2 separate regions of the Homo sapiens genome follow, and region 2 is linked to region 1. The links are chromatin loops, found by intact Hi-C in ENCODE. Cell type or tissue: heart right ventricle. All regions are shown on one strand.

Region 1 (8,000 bases):
GCCTTTTATGCTACAGGATATTTGAATACATGGTTCCCTCTATTCAGCATTTGAGGCAAGAAAGAAAACAATTGGTCATTCCTACCACTCAAAGATCCCACCCACATCTGTTACAACACACAGAAATTATGGCACTGTTCCCCATAGGTCTTAAATAATATGAAAGAAACAATGGACAAATGGAAGGACCCTGGGATAAAATTTCAAAGGCCTGCATTTTAGCTCGTCATTTATTGTACTAACTATGTAAGCTCAGGATAGTCTCTTAATGTCTCTGAGCCTCAGTTTCCTTATCTGAAAAATGAGGACATCAGTTTTTGTTCATTGCACACAGGATCTCATATATATTTAGATATATACATGATTGCAACACAATGTAACATGAACAAAAATAGTGGGAGCCCTATACCAATTTGTTTATTCACCAAACATTTATTGAGTCCTGTAGCCACTAAAGAAACAGAGTCAAATAAAGCATGAGGGGTTCTCCCTTCAATAAATGAAATGCACATGATATATAATATAGAATATAAGGATTTAATATACACAAAAGCTTTGAGATGTGAAATGCTAAGGCAGCAGTGGAGGAAGGAAGGTAGAAAGAAACCAAGGAAGGAAAAAATGAGGGAGGGAGGAAAGAATTTTTATCCAAGATGAGACCAGCATTCCAGCCTGGTGCTCTATAACTAGAGATTAAAGGGAAGACAGAGTATGGAAACTGTCAGTTATTAAGCTTCCAGTGGGTTCACCTCTAATGTTAGGACTGTCTGTCTGAACTTGGCTTAGTGAACATTTATGGCCACGCTCATGTCCTTGGGATTCAACGTTTTCTGAGATTGCTTAATATACGTGATGGATTTCTGCCTGAGCCATCCACATGTCAATAAGACATCTGAGAGAGATAGACAAATGGCTTATAATTTTGCCAGATGTTTGCCAAATACCGTTAAGATATTAATGTAGAGAAGCTCTTTCATGTTGTCAATTTTAGAAATCCAAATCATTAGAGAAATGGTCTACATGTAGATATAGGTGTTTATATCACATAGTTAGTTTAAATGAAAAACCTCACTTTACAGCATTTCAAATGGTTTACGCCAGTCTATATACCCCTAAGTGATTCTTAATGAGGTCCTGGAAATGCTAAAGTTTCTAAGGATCTTCAGAATCACCACATATAAATCTTGTTCAGTATAGCTTTTGTTCTAAATGCATTCTATTAATTTTTAGAAAATTGGCAGTCTATGTATGAGATATATGCTAGCCCACTGTTGGATATGATTAGTCAATTAACTATAACCTTCTTTCCTAATCATTATAGATCTGAACAGTGTCTTATAACTGGGAGTGTTTTTCATCCATCCATCCATCTGTCTATCCATCCAAATAGACATCCAAGAAAGAATTGCCTGTTTATCCAGTCCTTCTGTCTACTCATTCATCCATGCATCCATCTGTCCATCCTTCCAACTATCCAATGCAGCTGCCCATTCATCTGTCCCATTTTCCATCCATTGATCCACCTATCCATCCATTTGTCCATCTGTCCATCCTTTCATCTATTCATCTGTCCATCTACTTGTCTGTCTGTCTATCTATCTCTGTCCATTCATCAATCCATCTATCTTCCTATCCATCCATCGATCCAACCAATTAACCATCCACCCATCCAACCATATATCCATCTATTTATTTCTTCTTCTGCTCAAATAGTTATTGAGCACTTACACTTTGTTTGCCATTATGCATGTTAAAGACACAAGAGTAAGAAGGTATCATTTCAAGAGATTCACATTCTAGTAAAAGACACAGTCATCTAAAGAAATAACTATCATGCACTGAGCTAGATGTCAGAAGGGAGATATTCATTCTTAGACTCAAGCAATATGAATTCAAAACCTAAGGGACAGGTTGTAAGATGGTACTGAGACTCACAGATGAGGAAGCTGATAGTTTAGCCTGTGGGGCCATAGGGAAAAAACATCTCAGAAGAGAGGAATCTTGAGCTGAATACCCTTATAAGAATATGCTAGGTCTTATTCACTCAGAAATCCTCAGTGCACAGTCCAGTATCTTCTCCATAAGGAATGTTCAACATATATTTCTTAAATGAATGGGGCTTAGAGAGGCTAGGAGACATTCTGGATGAAGGGACCAATGTGCGCAAAGGCCTGAGGGTTGGAAAAACGTGGCTACATGATGGAATTTAGGTTTGCGGTGGCCTTTAAAGGATGGGGTCTCATTCAGGAGGCCAAAAGGGGAGGAAAAAACATTCTGGATGGGGGAGATATGAGAAAATACTTCCAAGAATGACTACATCATGTTTGAAGGGGAGTGGAGTGGCTGGTGTCACTGAAGAAAAATGTGGAGACAGGGATTGATGGGGAGAAATAATGAGGACAAAGAGAAGTGGGGAGATATAGTGAATCACCGCAAGGAAAAATATGCTAGACTTGGCAACAGAATGAAAATGGGGATGAAGAAGACGACTTAGAGGTAACAATAAGGTTTTAACCCCGTATTGGGCTACTGATGGTATCAAAACAGAGAAGAAATGTAGGGTAGCTGGTGGGGAGTAGGGAAGCCAGTTTCTGGCAGGAATATGATGAATTTGGTTTGAGGGGGCATGAATTAGGAATCCAGAGGCTGTCAGAGCAATGGCATTGTGGATTTGGCAAGAGAGCACCTCCAAAGTTAGATTATTTAGGAGTCAAACCTTAGAGATGACTGTTGAAGTCGTAAGCGAGGATGAACAATCTAAGGTGAGAGAGAGGAAAGATAAAAAAAAAAAAAAAAAAAGGGCCAGGAACTAATCCTTGGGAATTGCTAGTAGTTGATGGGAAAGGGAAAAGGATACGGGGATGAAAGCAGATGAACTGTGGGAGAAATTGGAATAAAAAACCGCAGAAACCAATGGAGAAAAGAATTTGAAGCAGCAGCAGCCTGGCCAAGTGTTCAAGTAGCCGCCAGTCAGAAAGAATGAAGAAGGAGCAAAGTTCATTGGTTTTGGCAATGGAGAAAGTTGTGACTTTCGAGAGAACATTTGTAGCAGAGCAATAAGGATGGAAGCCAGACTTGGGGGTGGGGAAGGTTAAGAGGAGGCCAGATAAAGTCCTTCAAAAATCAGCCTAGAAAATAAACTTGAGGCCAAGCGCTTGAAAACATGTTTTTTGTGTAATCCAACCTGTAGGAGAAGTCAGTGAAACTACCCATGTTTACAAACACAAAAAGGCTGTTTGAACTTCCCGGAGAATCCAAAATTGCTCATTTGCAGAGAGAGGCTCACTGGAGGGTCAATATGGAATGAGATCTTGAAATATGCATTCACTTAAATTCTATGTAAATATCCAAAGCAGGAGACTTGAGCTAACCAAAGGCTGGGAGAACCGAGTGCTTTCCAGGCAGAAAAGAGAGCCAGTTTGCAGACCTAGAGAGAAGCAACAGGGCAGCTTTGGAGCTCTGCAGGGAATAGGGTGAGGCTTGCAGTTCTGGGCTGTGGCTGGACCACAGCTCATGTGATTGTGTGAACTTGGCCAAGGAGACTTGGCTTTTAAGTTTATTAGGGGTTGCTGTTTAGACGAGTCACTGTTCATGGTGAAGAAATGATTAGGGGTATAGGGACCACTGAAGTAGTTGCTAGAAGTTCCGAGTGAGAGAAGAGGGATGTCTAAACCAGGGAGGGACTGTAGGGAAGTGCCAGGATAGCAGATGCAAGGTGCCAGGCAGCAGGAAGGGTCAAGGGTTTCCAGCTTGCACAATGATGGTGAGGGAACAAAGGAGGAGGAAAAAGGGCCTCCTCCTTCTCCACTTAGAATTCCAAGTGCCCATGTGCCACCCAAGTGGAGTTATCCAGTGTGTGCTTTATGTAATTGGCTATCTGGGTTTCAGGCTCCAGAGAAGTGATAGGCTGCGGAGAGAGCCTTGGGAAAAGCCCATTTATGATTGGAATGGTATCCATGGAAAATGAAGAGGAATTCCTTAGTCCCTCCGGGTTTTGTTTCTTCTAGCTCTTGACTTCTAGAAATTGACTTAATGTGAAATAGACTCAGTTATTCATTCCACTAATAGTTATTGAGCTACTACTGTGCAACAGATGCTGATGTAGACATAACCTATAGAGGAACTCAAAGCAGAAGTCTCTACTTTCATGGCAATTGTGTGTGTGTGTGTGTGTGTGTGTGTGTGTGTGTGAATGCAATGCCATGTGGAAGCAAAACACAAAGAAGGAGAACTTCTTTCAAGTTTACTCTAAAGACACCCAAACAGCACGTCATTGTGAGAAACTGCCTTATGCAAGAATGGTTCCATGTAATTTGTTGACCTACCTTGCACATCAGGAATTGTTTACAAGAATTACTATGAGAAAATAATAACTATTCCTTGCCCTTGGCTTTGAAATGCAAAGATGAGAGAAATTCCAATCCATTATGGAAATTCAAACTCATAATTGCCAACTGTCACAGACCAGTTTCTCAAATTAGGGCTGTGGTGTGTGACCCAGACTTCTCTTGCATCTCCCTCAGCTGTAAGGACAGTTTGCCATGAACAGGCAACATCACTGCTGTCATCAACCCCAGCCCTTCGGGGTGCTGGCTGTGCTAAGTGCATGACATACATTCTCATTTAATTCTTACAGCAGCCCCATGTGGTCAATGGCATGATTTACTTCCCAAGTTGCACATGAGGAAACTTTGGCCAAGAGACTTTAAAGGTCACATTTAAGCCAGTAATTTATAGGACCAGAATTTGAACCCATTTCTATCTAATTCCAAAGCTATATATGGCTCATACAATAATTCTTAAAACTTTTTGCTTTTTCAAAAGATTAGTGTTGGTAACAAGAATGTAATGAGGACTATAACTAGAAAATTTTTCTACTTGGCCTTGGTTGTCCTGAATGCCATTGAGGGGTCACTCTCAGTCCACATGTGTTACTAAAAGAAAATCTTAAAAAATGAAACAGCAGAAATAAGCCAAAGCTCCCAGGTCAGTCTCAGCATATGAAGTGTTGGCTAGAATTGTAGCCAACTTAGCCTTCCCCTGAGTGAACTTATCAGTTTCTCAATATAAATAGATCATCCCAAATTGCACTGTCTGTAAAGGATTGCTGAATCCTATTTAGTTCACAAAAATCTTCTTTGTGGCCTACAGAACTTTAATTCTCAGGTATTTATTTCTCTGGAGAGTCATTTGGAAAAGAAAGAAAGCCATCTCCACCATTCTCTGCATAGCTTACAGCCACAGTCTTGGATGTCTAATATGAACAGAAAATCCAGTTTCTATTCCTGGGAATGCTTCTGCTAAGGGGTCAAAAAAAAAAATACAAGATGTCCAAGAAACAACATACAAAACGTTCCTGCCAGAGCTTCACAATCCACTTCCCTTTGCCCTTCCTTTTCCCTTCCTTTAACACCCACACCCATGCCCAGAATGGGCTTTCTTTCCCTTTTAATAAAAAAGACATCTGCTAATGCCTTCTAAGGTAGAGGCAGCCTCCAGCCCTTGGTGGAGAGAGGAAAGGCAATGGTAGATCAGCAAGCAGTAGAGAACTCCAACATCCCCGGGGCCATCTATTTCTTACCAACCCATACCTTGTGGGTGTAAGATCAGTACCAGTAAGACAGTGTTTGGGATCTAGGGGGAAGGCAGTTAACATCCAAGAAATAACTAGAGTACATACAAAGAAATCCTAGGCTGCGTGCAGTCAATTCTTAATGTGATCATTCATTTTCAAATATTTGCTGACTAAATGATACACACATGACTAAAACTTAATCCTGACAGAGCTAGAAAAAAAAATTAACTGGGGATCCACTATGTTCCAGGTACTGTTCTAGGCACTGAGGATGTGGCGGTGATAAAAGATGTTTCCAGCTTCTTGGTGTTTATTTTCTTCTTGGGGGAGGCAGATGATAAACAAATGCATATCCAATATAATGACAGGTAATAAGTGTTATGAAGAAAAACAACGCAGGGAAGAGAGAAAGATCGACAGGGGACATTGTACTGTGAAGTGTGGCAGGGAAAGCCTCTCTGATGAGGGGCCATCTGAGAAGAGAGCTGAAAGAGGTGAAGGAGCAAGTGTTTTAGATATCAGGGAGCAGAAACTATTGCATGTATTGAGGGAAAAGTTTTCCCATAAATTAAATAAACAAGCTAGAGTAGCTATTTGTCAATTTACTCATTCATTCATTCATTCACTAATTTTATTCAAATATTTACAGGGAACCTGCTATGGTTTGAATATTTTTCCCCTCTAAAACTCATGTTGAAACTTAATCCGCAATGTGGCAGTTTTGAGATGAGAAGCCTTTAAGAAGTGATTGGACCGAGAGTGCTCTGCCATCAGGAGTAGATTAACTTATTTATGAATTAATGGGTTAATGGATTAATGGGTCATGAGAGGAACTGATGGCTTTATAAGAAGTGGAAGAGAGACGTGGGCTGGCATGTTAACACACCCAATCCTCTTGCCATATGAGGCCCTGTGCCATCTTGGGACACCACAGAGATTCCCTATCAGCAAAAAGACTAGATGCAGTGCCTTGACTTTGGACTTCTCAGCCCTCAAAGTAAGAAAGAAATTCCTTTTCTTTATGAATTATCCAGTTTCAAGTATTCTGGTATAACCAACAGAAAACAGACTAAGGCCGAACCTATGCAACTCTGTGCCCGGCACTGTGAGGGTTACTGGAGGTGTTGATGGTGAAGAGGCAGACGTGGTTCCTCACTGAGTCACAGTCTAGCCCAGGAGTGGCAAATTTTTCTCCTAATAGGCCAGATAGAAATGTTGTAGGCTTTTGGGCCTTCCCAGTTTTTGTCACACTACTCAACTCTGCCCTTGTAGCGCAAAAAGAGCCAGGACTACACGTCAACAAACGCACAGGGCTGTGTCCCAGTAAAACTTTCTTTACCAAAATAAGCAGTGGGCCGGGTTTAACCTATGGACTGCAGAGTTGGCTGACCTGTACACTAAAAAACGTCCTTGATTGTTAAGAAGTTGCTTGTGCAATAAATCAAACTTAGGGAAGAAAATAAATTTAACAAAAAATAAAACAATTAATACTCACCCCCTCATGTTTTTTTGTTTTATTTCAGCTATCAGGCAACATACTAGATGTCAGTTGTTATTTTCTGCACAGCAGTGAGTTCCCCTGCCCTACACCTCCACGCACAGATACTTTCTCTCGGGAAATCCCCTCCCCCACCCTAACCATGGCCTGCAGTATTTGTAGACCCCTGCTCCAGAGGTAGACACACACATTCCTCACCTAACCAAACACAGATTAACATGACATTACACCCTGAAAACACATGGGGAAACAGTGTGGCAAACACAGGTGACATGGGCTTCTTTCTAGTTGGGGAGGGGGAGTGGGAAGTCAGCCAGAGAAAATCTGCACAGAACATTCTGCATCAGAATGTCTGGGCCGAGTACTGTTTAACTAGGTGAAGAATATTCTAGGCTGAGGGGAAAGCATGAGTAAAGATCTTGGGAACATAAAGAGAGTCGGGGACCTCTGGTATTTGAGAGGTGCCTGAGAGATGTTGGATGTTTCGATTCTCATGAGGCCTGGGAACGAAGGATGGCGTCCAATCCTGCCAGGTTGCAGCGAAGACCCAGTGACAATCCATACAAATGTGTTCAACAGATGCACGCCAAATGCCTTTGGAGGGCAGATGTTATCAAGGCCAAGGGAGTGTCGACATGTAAGATACTCCAAGGGGGTTTATTGATTGCTCCACATTCTTAGGAAGCAACACTTCAGATGACTGGTTTTTTTGGTGATGTGAAAGAGAGTTCTTCCACAATTCTTCCTTTATAAGCATCCAAAGACTTTCCAAGGCCATTGCATTACCTGTTGCTCCTTTGGAAAATAACGTGGTCAGAAAGGGATCCTCACAAATAGCTGGGTCTAAATCACACAGAGATGAAGAGGATGGGCTTAAAGATTCCTAGAGTTCTCTAAAGAAAAGTTCTCTGCTCCCCTGTCAATCAT
Region 2 (8,000 bases), 88 kb after region 1:
CATTTTGCTGCTTTTGAAATAAAACAAAACCAACCCCAACAAAAATGCCCCAGGAATAGTGCTAGCCACAGAACTGCTGCCAGAAATCCAGGCAGGACGCTGCTAGCAAAGGAATGTCATCTTTTCAATATGGAACAAGAAACAAGGCTCTAATGGGGCCGGCCTGCCAGAACCCCAGCTTTTCCCCTTCACCCCAGACAATGCTAGCTTTGTACAGGCAGAGATGCACACAGAGTTTTATTTCCCTCTATTTTTTTTTTTTCAGGGATGAGTTCTAGGGTCCATAGAACAAAATTTTCCCTTCTGGTGTTGCTTATCCATATGACACATTTAATCTTCCTTTCTGAAGTGGAAAAATACTCAATAACAACAACAACAACAAAAAGACATAGTTCCTAAAAGGCACAAGAGAAATTCTAATCCCAAAGAAACTATTATGGTAGGAGATAGTGACAAGAAGACAATGAGAGGGATGCGTGGTTTTCAGGACATAAGCATTGCGTTGTGCTGGTATGACTGTTGTGCTTAAGGACACATATTTGATACAACAAGAGAACAGAAAACAACTGTTTCATCTGGTGTTCCATGGAGTGATCTGTTTCCAGAGCTATGGCAAGAACTGGCTTTGTAGGTCCTAATGAGAGACATATGTCAGTCTCCAGCAGTGTGCTTTTCAAAGGGATTTTCTGGGGTAATTTTGTCTACGTGTAATCTTTGCCTTGTGTGATGACACTGGAATCTAACCCCTGATAAAGGTCTACCTCTATTGGGTAAGGCTTTCCCAGTTTCTCAAAATGTCAAAGCTGAATGAACTAGGAATATGGGGATGTTTAGAATCAGAGGCCTTGAAAAGATAGTTTGATAAATTTCAGGGAACCTTACAGAAATGTATTTAAGGAGGTTCTCACAGTAACCATTTCAGTAACAGAATCACATTATAAATCAAAACCACAGATGGTAGAATCTGCTCTCATAAATTCTTAGTTTCCTCATCTGTGAAATGGAGGGGGAAACAATCGATTCCACCTACTTCTCTAAATATGATGAGGATCAAATAAAAAAAACCTATGGTAGAAACTTAGCTCTTCACCAAATCCATAATTTCTTTCCCTAAAAGTAGGTCTGTACCTGAGCACATGGCTAGACTACATCTCTGAGTCGACTTTGCAGTTGGTTTTGGTCACGTGTCCCATTCTAGCCAATGAGGTATGCCATTCTTGGCCGGGGCTTTTAAGAAGCAGGTGTACTGCCTCCCCCACGCTCTCTTTTCATTCCAGTAGCTAGAATAAGATGATGCTAAGAACCTAAGAGGATGACAAGCTGCAGCACTGGCAGGAGTCCTAATCACTGTGTGGAGAAGAGAAGGCTGCCAGTCAAGAGCTGATGTGAGAAAAAAGTCCTGTAGCAAACATTGTACCTTGTGGGGGTTTACTTTTACTTCAGCTAAGCCTGGCTTAATTTAATTTCATACATGAAAATGCATTAGAAACACTAAGGCTATAGGAATGTAAGATATAAGACAGTTTTATTATTTCCATGGTTTTACATAGGTACGCGGGTGGGGAGAGAGGCAACTGTAGAGAGTGGGAAGACCAAGGGCTCTGAGCCCTGCCCTGACAATGAGAAGGTAGAGGGGGGCTGATGAAGAAGGAAAGCCTTTCCAGACAATTTCATTTCATATCACCTCTTTACAGGCATCCACCCAGGAGAAGGAAATATGGAAAGCTCTCTTAACTTTTCTAGTAAAAGGTGGAGAAACAAAGAGGATAATTGCAATAATAGCAGACCTTTAGTTTGTTATAACAAAAACAGCAAATGAAAGTGTTCTAGATATTTTCAAACAACAAGCAAAGTAAGCATCTACACAAGCATTCCTGAACGTTTAACCATTAAAAAATTTATAAGCCTCTTAAAACCACCAAATTAAATAAACTATTTTTACCACGCCAACTCAAGGAAAAAAAAAAAACACGCAGAGTTGCGGGCTAATTCAGAATTCACTCCCCCCGCCCCCAACTTCCTGTTTATCCATACACCAGAAGGAAAAAAAAAAAAAGACAGATTTTTCTGCTTTTTCAATCCAAAATCAGTTCTCAATTTGTTAGAAGAAGAAAAGTGTTTTCTCCTTCCGTAGGAATTATTACTAGGAAAAGGTAGATTGTCATTTCAGCTGTCTTGAGGTTCCTCGATATGGAGGTAGATTCTCTAAGCTGAGATTTTTCTTAAAGCACTAACAGCCCTCAGTACTCTTCCACGTCAGTATATCATTCCAGGCACTAGTTCTTAAGAGTTTGCCTAAAGATAGTATCAGAGAGGACATACGTTTTGCAATGAAGGTTAACTGAGGTAGAAGGCAGAAATTACTAAGAAATGAGCTAGACTTTGGTCACCAAAGACCTTGTCCTGTTTATATATAATTCCATGAATGTTTACATGAATGTATCATCCCAAGCCCTATGTAATTAGATGCAATTCATTATATAATTAGATAAAATGTATGAAAGTAATATACTATTTGCATTATTATACAATTATATCTTATTATGCGTTATTTATAACTACACTAATTACTGTATAATTAGATATAACTTATGATAAAAGCATATATACATTAACGTCCTACTATGTGCCGCCTCCCTAGCACTATGCAAAGCCCTAGTAATAAGGCTGTGACAAGAGAGACCTGCCCAGCCCTCCTGGAGTTTATAGCTGACATTAAACTAATGACTTGGTAATAATGACTTGGTAATAATGACTTAATTTCAATTGTGTTAAGTGCTACAAAGGCGAACAACAGCAAATGTAAAAGAGGGGGACCTAACCTGGGGGTTCCAAAGGAAGGCTTCTCTGAGGAAATGGTATTTATTGAGTCCTTTTGAGTGTCTTTAATATCCTATGGATCCCTAGTTGTTTATATAGGGTTATGCAAAATAAATGTTAACAGAATGGATAGATTTCCATTTTTCCATGTAACTCTATATAGGCAATTTTATTCTGAGTCCTCTTGCCTTCCAGCCCCATCTTCAACTTTTGCCTGGAACACTCCTCTCCCCTTCCTCATCTGGAAAATGCTTACACATCTATAAAATCACATCTTCTATAAAAGCCTTCCATGAATGTGTCAGAGGGATCCGAGACTCCTTCTCTGTGCCCATCAAACCCTTAGCTACAATTGTCACAGCACATGCCACACTGTTTCCTTGCTCATTCATTCATCCATCCAATGAATATTTACCATTTACCTGTAATCGAGGAGCTTAGCTTTAAAATTGCATTTTAAAACTTTTTTTTTCTTTTCTTGCTCTCAGCATTAAAACGTACTTAAAAACTTTTTGTTTTCCTCCCTTCCTACCAGACACTCTCTTGAACTACTAGCTTATCTAATTAGGCACTTACTTAGAAGTTCCAGGAGCTAATTTTTAAACAAACCAGGTATGGAGACCCAGCTGTGAAATTGCAGAGATTACCTCAAAAGGGTTAGTCTACAACCCGGGCATTGCTGAAATGATGGCACGCTGTGCTTCAGGTGGACCGTGACTCAACACGGCCTCCGGAACTGAACACGCAGACCTTGCACCCAGCACCACTCCCACATGCTCCCACCCCTCCTCCACGTTCCCCTTTTTAAGCCCCTCTCCACAGCCTAAAGTTTGGAATGGTCTTTCAAAGACTTGAGCCTGGTCATTCCCCAAAAGCCAGAATTTAAATCCTTTTACCACACCTAGCTTCTCATGTTTTCTGCCTCCAAGCAGCCAGCAGCTGGGCTTGAGCCAGTTACATCCCTATTATTGGACAGGCCTGGTTCTCTGTATTTTTTAGGCAATGGGATTCAGCATTGGAAAAAATATACACAAAACTTTCATTTCTATATCCTGGAGCTGTCTCATGGAAGGCACTTAATAAATGTCTGATGAATGAATGAGGAAACATGTAAATCCTCCATGGTTGGCAGATTATAGCAACAGGGAACAGAGGGACGCTTTTTGGGTCTATGAGGGAAACTACTCTGTGTGATCCAATATAGTAATGAAGTTTATGGCAGGTTTCATAATTCATTCAGCTATCACAGAGTGGTACACAGAGTGTCCTGTTTTTGTTATTGTTTTGGATATGTTATTTTGTTCTTTGGGATCAATACTGCAGCAAACCCCTAAAACAGAAGCAACTATCAGAGTGAGGAAAGCTAAAAATATTCTCCAAAGACAGCATCATGTTCATGTTTATCCACTCCAATTAAAAACAACAATGTGGTTTTAAATGGCCTTGGTCAAATAAAATCATTAAGCTCATTTAAAGTATTTAATAGAAGTTCTAAAATTAAGTGCAGACATCCATCTTCCTGATTGCAAAACTTTTTGTGACTGAACATTCTGCTTGCTGTCTGCCAGGAAAACCCAGCCCAGCAGCCGAACGCTGTCATGGAGATGAGGGCCTCCCTCTCTTCAGAGGCTAGCAAAACAAAGGCAGATGAGAAAAATGGACAAAATTAGCCCTGAGGGACTGAGGGGGCTAGTGGAGTTTAAACTCTTAAAAGACTGCTTTAAATAGAAGGCTACCAATGTGACCTTCAGCAAGCATTTCCTCTGCGCCCTTGTGGAGAAGACACGCCATCACGGCTGTGCCAGGCCTCGCCCTGGGGCCTTCTGCAGGACAGGCTGGATTGTGGCCCCCAAAGGTTGGCTTAGGGATAGGAAGTTTCCACCCATCAAAGGCAAAATGTAGAGAGCAAGGACAAAGCTGCATCTGGGAACATGCCCATGTGTGGGTTCTGCCTGCTAACTGTCCCTTCTTGGGAAAGACTGACTGCCTTGTAAGCGCTTCCTTTTTTAATTTTTTGTCGCAGAGATGTCATTTCTTTTATGAAATGATCAAGACAATATGTTTTTTAAAAATATGCCCCTATCTGTTAGTTTTAAATTTGGTGGCCTATGAAACCCCCACTCTAGACCATAACACACCACTGCTTCAGACCTTCTGTCTAAGTGTGGCTGAAGCAGTGGGGTGTTTTTTTTAACAGGAAAAGGATTTGAATCCCAGCTCTAGCAAAGGCTAGCTGTGTGTCCTTGGCCACGTTCCTTAACTACTCGGACCCTCTGTTACCTCATCTATAAAATGTGGGTCACGGAGCCTACCTTGCAGAGCTGTTGTGAGAAATAAAAGCGCTATGGGTTAAAAAAAAAAAAAAAAAAAAAAAAGCCCAAATGCCTAGTGTACAGAAGGCACCCAACAAGGGTAGTTTTCTTCTTCCCTCTACTCCACACTTGGACGTACAAACACTGGAGACCTCTTACTCCACGTAAGCCAGCCCTAACAAGAAATCAGTGCCATTATTAGGTTCACTGCTTTTATGTCTGTATTTGACATGGTACTGGGTTCAAACTTGTGGATTTGCTTTCATTTTACAGATAGGCTAAGGCCCAGAGAAGTCAATGGACATAGCCAGAAGAAGTAGAAATGCTCCGAGAATCCAAGTGTTTGGTTTCTGACCTAAAATGCTTTCTCTCTATGACTCACACCGCTGGTTCCTCCTCAGCCATGAGATCCCACCTGACCCCCATCACATCAGGCCCCCTTGACCCCTGTGAAATAGAATACCCCTAAATTATTCTTTATTAGACCATTCTGTTTATTGTTTTCCAAATTTAAATTATCATCTGTCCCTTGTGTGAGACACTAAATTCCATGAGGAACTTTGTCATGTTCACTGTTGTATCTCTAGCACCCGGCATAGGGCCTGAAACTTAGTAGGTGTTCAACAAACATATGCTTAAGGATGAATGATTGGTGAATAAGGTTGTCAGAAGAGACTTGCCCATCAAACTAGGGAATAATAGAAGACGGTATGTAACCAAATGCAAGTTCTGGTAGGCTCTCCCTTTTGCAAGGTGACTTTGTCACTTCTCCCCTTAGGAGGTGAAGTTTATTTCTTCATCCATAGAATCCAAGCTTAGTCACGCAATTTGTTTGGCCAAGGGGATATTAGCAAATGTGATACAAGCAGAGGGTGAGAAGTGTTTGTTTGAGCTGGTTCACTGGATAAGTGGCGTTGGCTTGCTATGATTGTATGGTGATTGTCTTCTCTTACTGATGGGAACCCATCCACCACGTGAAGAAGCCTAGGCTAGGCTAATGGTGAGCAACAACAGGGGGAGAGGATCTGGTCATCCTGCCAAGGCCCCAGACATGTGAGTGAGACCGTCCTAGACCACCTGGCCCAAGCCAAGTCAGCCAAGACAAGAAGACCTATCCAGAATTATAATGAATAATAAATGTCTATTGTTTTAAGACATTAAGCATTTGAGTTATTTGTTAAGCAGAAGAAGCTAACTGATACAACAGCATAGACTATGTTCCAGAAACCTCTCCAAGGTGTGACGTCAGGTATTTCTGGACGTAGCTCAATTACCTGGATACTTCTAATTTCTCTGATTTTGGATGATGGGAAAGTGGGATTTGAGTGTGATTGGAAGGGTGGAGGAATGACCAGACATGGCTTAAAGCTTCTAAGCCACAGAGCCCTGGGCAGGTGGACATGAACTTCTTTTAGCAGTGTGGAAGTGGAGCAGCAGACCCAGGCCCATAGCCCAGCAAAACCAGCGGGCTTGCCACTTTTGGCATGAGAGCTTTGGGGCACCAGCTTCTGAGTTTTAGAAGTTGTAAGAAGAATAACATCATCAAGGGCCAAATCTGGTCCACTGCTTTTGTAAACAAAGTTTTATTGAAACATAGCCATTCCCATTTTTGTACATATTATCTACAGCACCTTTCATGCTACAGTGACAGAGTTGAATAATGGCAGCAAAGACCACATAGCCCTCAAAGCCTAAAATATTTACTATGTGGCTCTTTGCAGAAGCAATTTGGCAACCTCTGTACTAGGGTAATCCAGGGAGGCTCCATGGAGTAGTAGGGTCTTAATGTGAGCCTTGAAGGAAAGAGGCAGTGTTATTTTGATAGAAAAGAATGGAGAACTGCAGAAAGAACACTACAAGAACAGTACTAAGATTATAATTGATGTTACATCACTGTGTGCAAAAGTCATTATAATAACTTAATGATAAAACAAACGATAGGCTGGGAGCGGTGGCTCACGCCTGTAATCCCAGCATTTTGGGAGGCCTAGGTGGGTGAATCACCTGAGGTTGGAAGTTTGAGACCAGCCTGACCAACATGGAGTAACCCCGTCTCTACTAAAAATACAAAATTAGCTGGGTGTGGTGGCACATGCTTGTAAAGCCTGTAATCCCAGCTACTCGGGAGGCTGAGGCAGGAGAATTGCTTGAACCCGGGAGGCAGAGGTTGCAGTGAGCCTAGATCGCGCCACTGCACTCCAGCCTGGGCAACAAGAGTGAAACTCCGTCTCAACAAAAACAAAACAAAACAAAACAATAACTAAGCATGTATGTGCCACTTAGTACTTATCACTTACTATGTGCTAGGTACTATTCTATATGCTTTATACATAGTAAAAACATTTTATCCTCACAACAATACCATGAGGTAGGTAATATCACCCCCATTTTTCCAGATGAGAAAAGAGAGAGTTGCACCAAGCTTATAAGTAGTCTAGCTAGAATTCACATCCCAGCATTCTCACTCTAGACTTCACATTCCTCAAAAGCTACAAAAGTTGAAATGTAAAATATGATTAAGGCCAAAATTTTGCATTAAATTTTAGCTATGAGCAATAAGACTGTTTTCCAAAGACATTATTTTATTTTGTCCTATTATTTTTTTAATATTGCTTTATTATTTTATACTGTTAAACATTCTTGGCTAACCACACTGCACATTCCTTTTGTGTACTCTTTGTCCCCTACACAAAAACTGCCATCGCTCACCTGGAAACCCCCTAAACAGGGCATCCCTACAGTGTGTCTAGTGGTTATACTGCCATGGTAATGCTGTGTCAATACAGCAGCCGCTGACCATTCATTCCCAGAGATGGACCACACCCATTTGTTAAATTCTGACCACCATCGTATGGCTGCAGCAGAGGC

The links. Peaks named below come from ENCODE experiments on the same cell type or tissue, not always from the same donor. Only the 100,000 strongest peaks of a DNase experiment are listed, where the experiment ranks them.
Region 2: a loop joins it to region 1, with 1.8 times the contacts of the local background. A loop is called at or near these places in 4 of 110 quality-filtered maps.

Annotation. Positions count from the first base shown.
Region 1 is chr3:25,553,329-25,561,328 of GRCh38, reverse strand. All of the region lies in intron 3 of RARB (retinoic acid receptor beta), which reads right to left. Among named protein-coding and RNA genes, the nearest start is that of TOP2B, 110 kb to the left of the region's middle. In heart right ventricle, no CTCF peak of the experiment used is centred here; no DNase peak of the experiment used is centred here; H3K27ac peaks cover 3,844 bases.
Region 2 is chr3:25,465,568-25,473,567 of GRCh38, reverse strand. The region is part of intron 2 of RARB (retinoic acid receptor beta); the gene reads right to left. Among named protein-coding and RNA genes, the nearest start is that of RARB, 41 kb to the right of the region's middle. In heart right ventricle, a CTCF peak has its summit at 4,593; a DNase peak (open chromatin) is centred at 4,437; H3K4me3 peaks cover 828 bases; H3K27ac peaks cover 248 bases.